3 separate regions of the Homo sapiens genome follow, and all the other regions are linked to region 3. Evidence: chromatin loops called from intact Hi-C (ENCODE). Cell type or tissue: IMR-90. All regions are shown on one strand. Region 1 overlaps HUNK (hormonally up-regulated Neu-associated kinase). Region 2 has its middle 21 kb from the start of MIS18A. Region 3 overlaps HUNK (hormonally up-regulated Neu-associated kinase).

What was found. A loop is a pair of places that touch in the nucleus more often than their neighbours do. Peaks named below come from ENCODE experiments on the same cell type or tissue, not always from the same donor. Only the 100,000 strongest peaks of a DNase experiment are listed, where the experiment ranks them.
Region 1: a loop joins it to region 3, with 3.0 times the contacts of the local background. A loop is called at or near these places in 2 of 110 quality-filtered maps.
Region 2: a loop joins it to region 3, with 4 times the contacts of the local background. A loop is called at or near these places in 2 of 110 quality-filtered maps.

The regions. Positions count from the first base shown.
Region 1 is chr21:31,889,708-31,892,207 of GRCh38, reverse strand. All of the region lies in intron 1 of HUNK (hormonally up-regulated Neu-associated kinase), which reads right to left. Among named protein-coding and RNA genes, the nearest start is that of HUNK, 18 kb to the right of the region's middle. In IMR-90, no CTCF peak of the experiment used is centred here; a DNase peak (open chromatin) is centred at 1,517; H3K27ac peaks cover 596 bases.
Region 2 is chr21:32,257,125-32,259,624 of GRCh38, reverse strand. It overlaps a transcript of MIS18A not described here. Among named protein-coding and RNA genes, the nearest start is that of MIS18A, 21 kb to the left of the region's middle. In IMR-90, a CTCF peak has its summit at 1,087 (motif pointing right); a DNase peak (open chromatin) is centred at 1,114.
Region 3 is chr21:31,944,365-31,946,864 of GRCh38, reverse strand. It overlaps HUNK (hormonally up-regulated Neu-associated kinase), which reads right to left. Exons shown (of 11, transcript NM_014586.2): 4 at 694-829. Among named protein-coding and RNA genes, the nearest start is that of HUNK, 73 kb to the right of the region's middle. In IMR-90, no CTCF peak of the experiment used is centred here; a DNase peak (open chromatin) is centred at 1,044; H3K27ac peaks cover 1,752 bases.

The DNA of each region.
Region 1 (2,500 bases), 55 kb after region 3:
TCTCTCTCTCTCTCTCTCTCTCTCTCTATATATATATATATATATTTTTTTTTTTTTTTAACCAAATTCTCATTGAATACCATGAGGTATCTTTGTCACCATTTTGCAGATACAGAAGCTGAAGTTTAGAGTTTTTGAACACTGTGCCCAAGATCACACAGATACCAAGTAGCAGAAAGCAGATAGGAGTCCCAAGCTGTCAGCCCCCACAGCCTGTGCTTTAGTACATAACACCAACAGGTTAAATCATTATGTAACGGATTAGAATATATAGTCAAATATCCCTACCCAATGCAAAGATTTTTCTGCAGACAACTATGAAACACTGGACCCACTGATCATTTATAAGACAAAACCAACAACAAGCCCTCTAGTTTACTTATGCATAAAAGCAATAAGAGAAAACTAAAGATAAAAGACTACTGGATTGGTTAGACAAAACACAAAATTTCCATGTGCCTTTGCCCCCTTCCTAAAATAAAAGCACCATAAGATGAATCAAAAGGCAAATGATCACCTGGGAGACAATATTCGCAACATAACAAAGTGTTAAATAAAGTTTAGCTAAAGATGCTTTCTTACATATTTTAAGTTCAGCCTAATGGTTTCTCTGCACATAGTGAACTGTAACCTCACTTGTATGTGTAAACAGGATCCTAACAGGATGTGTAAACAGATGTGCAATAATACATTTAACAGTATTATTAAATGTAACCTGCTCTTGTACCAGTCAGAGTCTGGGCCAATCACGGGTGTGTTCGTATGTTCAAATAAGGCAAATGCCAAGCTATAAGCAATCCAGCTGTTTCTTTTCTTTTTGTTTGTTTGTTTGAGACACAGTCTCACTCTGTCGCCCAGGCTGGAGTGCAGTGGCGCAATCTCCACTCACTGCAACCTCCGCCTCCTGGGTTCAAGCTATTCTTGTGCCTCAGCCACCCAAGTAGCTGGGATTGCAGGGGTGGGCCACCACGCCCAGCTAATTTTTGTATTTTTAGTAGAGACAGGGTTTTGCCACATTGGCCAGGCTGGTCTCAAACTCCTGACCTCAAGTGATCCACCCACCTCGGCCTCCCAAAGTGCTGGGATTACAGGCATGAGCCACCACATCCAGCCTGTTTCTGTACCTCACTTCCATTTTGTCTGGTTGGGGGCCAGGGCTGGGGGGTGCTCGGTTCTCAAATCATTCTTTGCTAATTAAACCGTCAAATTTAATTTGTCTAAAGTTTTTTTTTTTTTAAACAAAAGATTAAAAAGCTAATATCTGTAATCTGAAAAGAGTTTCTATAAACCAATAAGATAAACAGGAGAAAGATAGGGGAAAATTACTAGTAACAGTTCATAAAAGAAGAAACACATTTTCAATCAAGTACACAAATTATGATTAGCCTAATTATCAAAATGCTCAGTTAAAAAGTCACTTTCATATCTGTTGTGTCACTTGGTACAACCTTTCTGAAGTGCAATGTGGCAATATGTCAAAAGCCTTCCAAGTATTTATGTTAAGGAATGACTCAGAGATGAACATACAAGGATAGCAACAGCAGTATCATGTATCCAGGGAAAATTTTGTAACAACCTCAATGTCCAACAATTGGGAACTGGATTTAAAAATTACAGCAACTCCAAATAATGGAATGCTATGCATCACCAAAAATCAAACTTTAAAAGAATATTTACCGGCCAGGCGCGGTGGCTCATGCCTGTAATCCCAGCACTTTGGGAGGCCAAGGCAGAGTGGATCACCTGAGGTCAGGAGTTCGAGACCAGCCTGACCAACATGGTGAAATCCCGTCTCTACTAAAAATACAAAAATTAGCTGGGCACGGAGGTGGGTGCCTGTAATACCAGCTACTTGGAAGCCTGATGCAGGAGAATCGCTTGAACCCGGGAGACAGAGGTTGCAGCGAGCCGAGACTGTGCCGTTGCACTCCAGCCTGAGCAACAGAGCGAGACTCTGTCTCAAAAAAAAAAAAGGTATCTAAAACAGAGAGAATGGATAATGCAATGTGATTAGTATAGTAACAAGTGGCAAAGTTGACAATAAAAAAGTATGTATAAGTGGCCATGATTTAGATGGCAACTATCAAATATGAGCCCAAGACTTCTTTTGATCTGTTAAAAATCTCAACTATTCTGGAATATACCTGTGACTTAACTGATTTAAAGAATTTTAAAATTCTTAATGCTTGGTCAAAAATACTTAAAAATATATTATTTTTAAAATATTTATAGTTGATCATAGAAAAAACACTGATTTATATTAGACTTTTTAAAAATAAATGCACTGTTGAGTAATATGTCCCTTTGAAATCTGGAGGACATAATTCTAAGTCTGAACACTGGAAAGAAACTATCTGTTACCCCGCACATTCTCAGGTACTTTCTCAGCTGCTTTAATGGCCTTTATGATAAAAAGCTCATTCTTGATCTTGGAAAAAGCATCTCAGAGTAATAAATTAGGTGGGAGTAAAATAGCCATCCAGCACCTTCCCTCCAGAGA
Region 2 (2,500 bases), 310 kb before region 3:
CATTGAAAACCACCTGCTGCTTTCAGTGATCAAGAAAGAAACCTGTGGCTTTCATGAATGCGGAATCCATAAGACACAGTCAGATGCCGTCCTGGAATGGTTGCTTCCTGAAGTAGGAAGGTCCAGAGTAGGCTAGGAAGGTGTCAGGGAGTGGGCTGTCTCCTCACAGGATACTCTTTCTTAGGGGGAAATGATGACCTTGAGCTGAGGTAAGGAGGCCCTTGAGCTTGAAGATGCGAAAGAAAAGTGGCTCCCCAGCCTTCTCAGTGCTTGGGTGTGGGAAAGAATTGTAACCCCTGGGAGGCCAAGGCGAGGCAGAGAATGCCCTCCAGAGGCCTGCGGTCTTGGAGCGAGGAGGCCCTGACAGAGGAGACCTGGCCAACCCTTCCCTCGAGCCCCTGGCCACTCTCAGGGTGGGCATTGCCTGAGGCTTATCAGAAATGCAGACCCTGGCTGGGCACGGTGGCTCCCACCTGAAATCCTGGCACTTTGGGAGGCCGAGGCAGGAGGATCGCTTGAGTCTAGGAGTTCGAGACTGGCCTGGGCGACATAGCAAGACCAGCAAGACTCTACGAAAAAATTAAAAAGTTAGCAGTGGTAGCGTGCACTTGCAGTCCCAGCCACCCTGGAGGCTGAAGTGAGAGGACTGCTTGAGCCTGGGAGGTCGAGGCTGCAGTGAGCTGTTATCTTACCACTGCACTCCGTCCTGGGCAACAGGCCTATCTCTAAGTAAGTAAGTAAGTAAGTAAATAAATAAATAAATAAATAAATAAATAAATAAATAAATAAAATGCAGACCCTCACGCCTCATCCAGGCCCGCTGAACCAAACCTGTGCTGCTGCAACAAGATGCTAGGTGGTCCCCAGGCACGTTCAAGTGTGACACGAGCTGACTTAGGGGACAGTTCTTCCCGGCTTTCTTGAATAAAATGGTTCTTTTATATGTTGGTGCGTTTTGGTGTGATTACTAATTTTGCTGAGTACCGTAGTCATTTTTTCAGTGTCACTGTTTGACATGCTGTAAAGTAGGTTAGTATCACTCTCAGGCTGTGAGTCGGACTTTTTGTTTTGTTTCCCCAATCAGGCCACAAGGGGCCGCATTTCACCATGTAAACATTCATCGTGTCCAGCCTGTTCACAACCACAGTGGGAAACTCAGTAGCTGCAGGAGGCCCTGTCCAACAGGAAGGTTGCCTCATTGCAACCTGACTTTATCCCTTCACTCCTGTAACCAACATTCTTAATTAAAATAAAATAATAGTCAAGGCCCCCCGTCCCCGATGCAGCCCCCATCAGACTGCTAACAGCTTTTTCGGTATTCGTCCCTAAAATTGCTTACATCTACACTTGCACAGGATTTTCCCCAAGGCACTAGCATTCTACACTGGAAGTTAATTATGTTTTCTCTTTCAGTCGTTTTCTGTTTTCATGACTCAGATTTGTTACTAAATCCCCTCCCCCAATGCTTTCTGAGTCCTTAATGCTGTGTTTGCCAGCTCAGTTTGGAGTTGCCGGCTGAGAGGTGGCAGTCTTCCGGAATAAGGACATTTCTGATCACCTTGCTAATGTGTCTGACTCACACGAGACTTGGCAGGAACCCTCTATCTGTATTAATGCTATAGATTCCTTTGGAAAGATTAAGGAACAGTGCTATCTTGTTATGGGTCAAGACATCCAAAGCACATTATTTAGACGACAACATTGTCCAAAGCTTTAAAGTGAACTCAGGCAACTACATTTTATGCCAGACTTCCATTTGCTGAAACAGATTAAAAAAATACTCGTGCATTAAGTGATTATGCAGAGGCAAAGTGGTAGTTCTGTGAGGTTCCAGCACACTGGGAGTCCTGGAGCCTTGGGGTGTGTGTCCTACGGAGCCTCCAACAACTGGAGCAATTTCACATCCCTGGCGTCCATCTCCCAGGCTAGGTTTCCTCATCTGTAGAAAGAAGGGGTTGGATTAGGATGCTCCGTAGGTTTCCTTTTAAAAGTAATCTAAAAAAGCAATCAGAAATGTTTTGTTATTTTAATTAGGTATTGATTTGAAATGGAAACCTCGATTGATAGCTGATAGAGGCTCATCTAAGGCATTTGTAATCTGATGGACATAGACAATATTCTGCCCATTAGAGAACCAAGACCACAAAAGAAGCTTAGAATAGAAGAGCCGCCCACATTTGCTGCTGCTGTGTAATGAACAGTTGTAGGTGGCACCAGGTGCATGTCTTGAAGAAATTCTTGAATCAGCTCATGGAATTCTGAACTGGATTAAAACATGGGCACGTGAACATTTTATTTAACAGCATCTCTGGCTGCCAACATTTCACCAAGAATCTTCATTATTAAAGTGCACTGGTTATTCCTTTTGCCATCATTTGAGTTACTCTCTGTGAAGAAGACAGATGTCTTGCTATAGTCATTTCACTTGCTCAAGTTCCCCTGTCCTCTCTCCTCAATCGCTATGTCCCCCTTAGCGAAGCCATAACCAGTCGAAACTTAA
Region 3 (2,500 bases):
GGCGGGTGGTTCACCTGAGGTCAGGAGTTTGAGACCAGCCTGGCCAACATGGTGAAACTTCGTCTCCACTAAAAATACAAAAATTAGCTGGGCATGGTGGTGCATGCCTGTAATCTCAGCTACTTGGGAGGCTGAGGCAGGGTAATCACTTGAACCTGGGAAGGGGAGGTTGCAGTGAGCTGAGATCACACGACTGCACTCTAGCCTGGGCGACAGAGAAAGACTCTGCCTCAAAAAAAAACAAGCCCAGAGGTGGGAGCGACAAAAGGGAGGTCAATATGTCTGAAGAACTGTGAGCAGGACAGGGGGTAGGAGAGATGGGCGAGCAAGTCCCGCAAGGAGCACAGGCCAGGCAGCAGGATGGAGCTTCACACAGAGGGCGATGGGAAGCTAAGGGCAGGAGGATGGGGCATAAATGAGTCGCAGAGCCAGAATGTGAGCTCTGTGAGGGCAGGACGTGGTTTTCTTCTCTTCTCAGCACCGCAGTGAATTTTGGTAAAGGCCACTCTGACAGTTTGTGCAGAAAAAAACAGAAGGAACAGAGATGGAAAGCCAGGCCCCAAAGAATCCCTGATGACATACTCCTGGGCCTGTCACCTATACATGCCATCCAATACTCAGGCATGATTTCATAAGGAAGGCACGGTGGAGACAGCAGGAGGAACACTGACTTTCAGAAGCTTGATAACTCACATGGACCAGACATCGATTTTGGGGCCGTATTTCTTCCTGGCGAGCAGTTCAGGTGCAGCGTAGGCAGGGCTGCCACACTGTGTGCTGAACGGATCCGAGTAACCCAGGATCCCTGCGCAGTTGCTCAAACCAAAGTCTGCAAAGAGAGGTGAACAAAACAAGCTCCGAATTAGAAAACTGCGGAAATGAAGAGGGAGGAACAAAAGGAAAAATAAAAAGGGCAGCAGGAAAGGAAACATTCTCTCAGGCTAACACATCATTTAGCATCCTAAAGAAAACTGTAGCAGCTGCAAACCATAACGTCTGGATACGAGACTCAAGGCAAAAGAATTCCCTGGCTTAGCTGAGAGCATTTGACATCGGGCCTCACTGTTAAAGCCAGTTAGAGCAAACAGTATGCTGAACTAAAACCTATTTCCATCCAATCTTGTAAATGAGTCATCCAGGAAAAAAAGAGAGAATTCGCTTTCTAGGATGAAGGCAGGAAGAAAGAACAAGCAGAGGGGATTTGAGTTAGCTCCCAAGCTGCCAAGTGGGGAAAAGATGAGGGAAGATTGATTCTCTCTGGCTGCCTGTGTCACCCTCAGTGACATGCAATCCAGCCACTTACAGTTGACTTTTTCAGCTGAATGTTTTCGTTTCATGAAAGTCTTTTAAAAATTCCCCCTAAGTTATGCAGCACATATAGTGACTTGAAGAGGGGAAAAATACACCCAACAGTTTAAACAACCCTGAATGCTGGCTGGAAAAGTAGCACCAGAAAGATGGCAATGCAAACTAGACTAAGCGACCTCATGGCACTGCTTTGTTCCTGGATGATTAAGATGCCCAGGAAGAGGGGGGAGAAAGCCCACTGCATCGAGTGACTTTGGGTCTATTATGCCTTCTGCGCCATGTTTATCTTTTGATCTTAAAGATACTGAAACTGACAGGTAATTAAAGAGCTGTTACTGTTATGCCCTCATCTGAATCTTTCCTTAATCTTTGTTGATCTCAGAATTAAGATCGCAGCTCATCCTTTGAACTTCAATGTAAATATTATGGTCCATCCCCCACAAACAGAAGACTCGGGCTGCAGGGCTCAGGCAGAGACAGGCTTCCAGTCTTGAACAAAACTCTCGCACTTTCTCAATCGGCAGTATTTATGTCCAGTTTCACGAATGTATTCTCACCTCACTCTAACATGTCTCCACCTGCAAGGCACATGACCATTAGGAACGTTGTAGGAAATCTCAGGGAAGGAGAAATACAGTCCAGTCTGTGAAGTTAATTGCACACCATGGATCAAGATGTCACAGCCAAAATGTTTTCCAAAAGTCATTGCGTTAAGCTTTTCTAAAAAGAATCTCATCTAAGCAGAGCTCAGAAAACTCTTGAAGACTCTAAATATCACCCAGACTCTTCAGCCCAAACTATAAGAGGGAATGGCAAGCAAACCAACCAGGCATGCTGCATGTCCAAACACTGAGCTCTTCTTTTGTTTTTTTATGATTCCATATTTCTCCCTTAACCTCCCTCCCCTTCTCCTCCTTGACTCCCTTACTCTTCCCTCCCCAACCCTCCCCCCACACCCCATTTCCTTTCCCATCAACCCAGCCAGACCCATAGACCCCACAAACCCTGTCCCAGATAAGTCCTTCAGGAGTCATGGGTGTGGGACTGTCTCTGGATTCCCACCTTAGGAGGAGATATCAGTTAAAAAGAACCTGAGAAACCCTGTTCTCAGACCCCACCCCTCAGGATCACTGAAACGGGAAGAAAAGGGGGTGAATATTTTTATAAGAAGAAAAATCTGCCGGGGACAGTG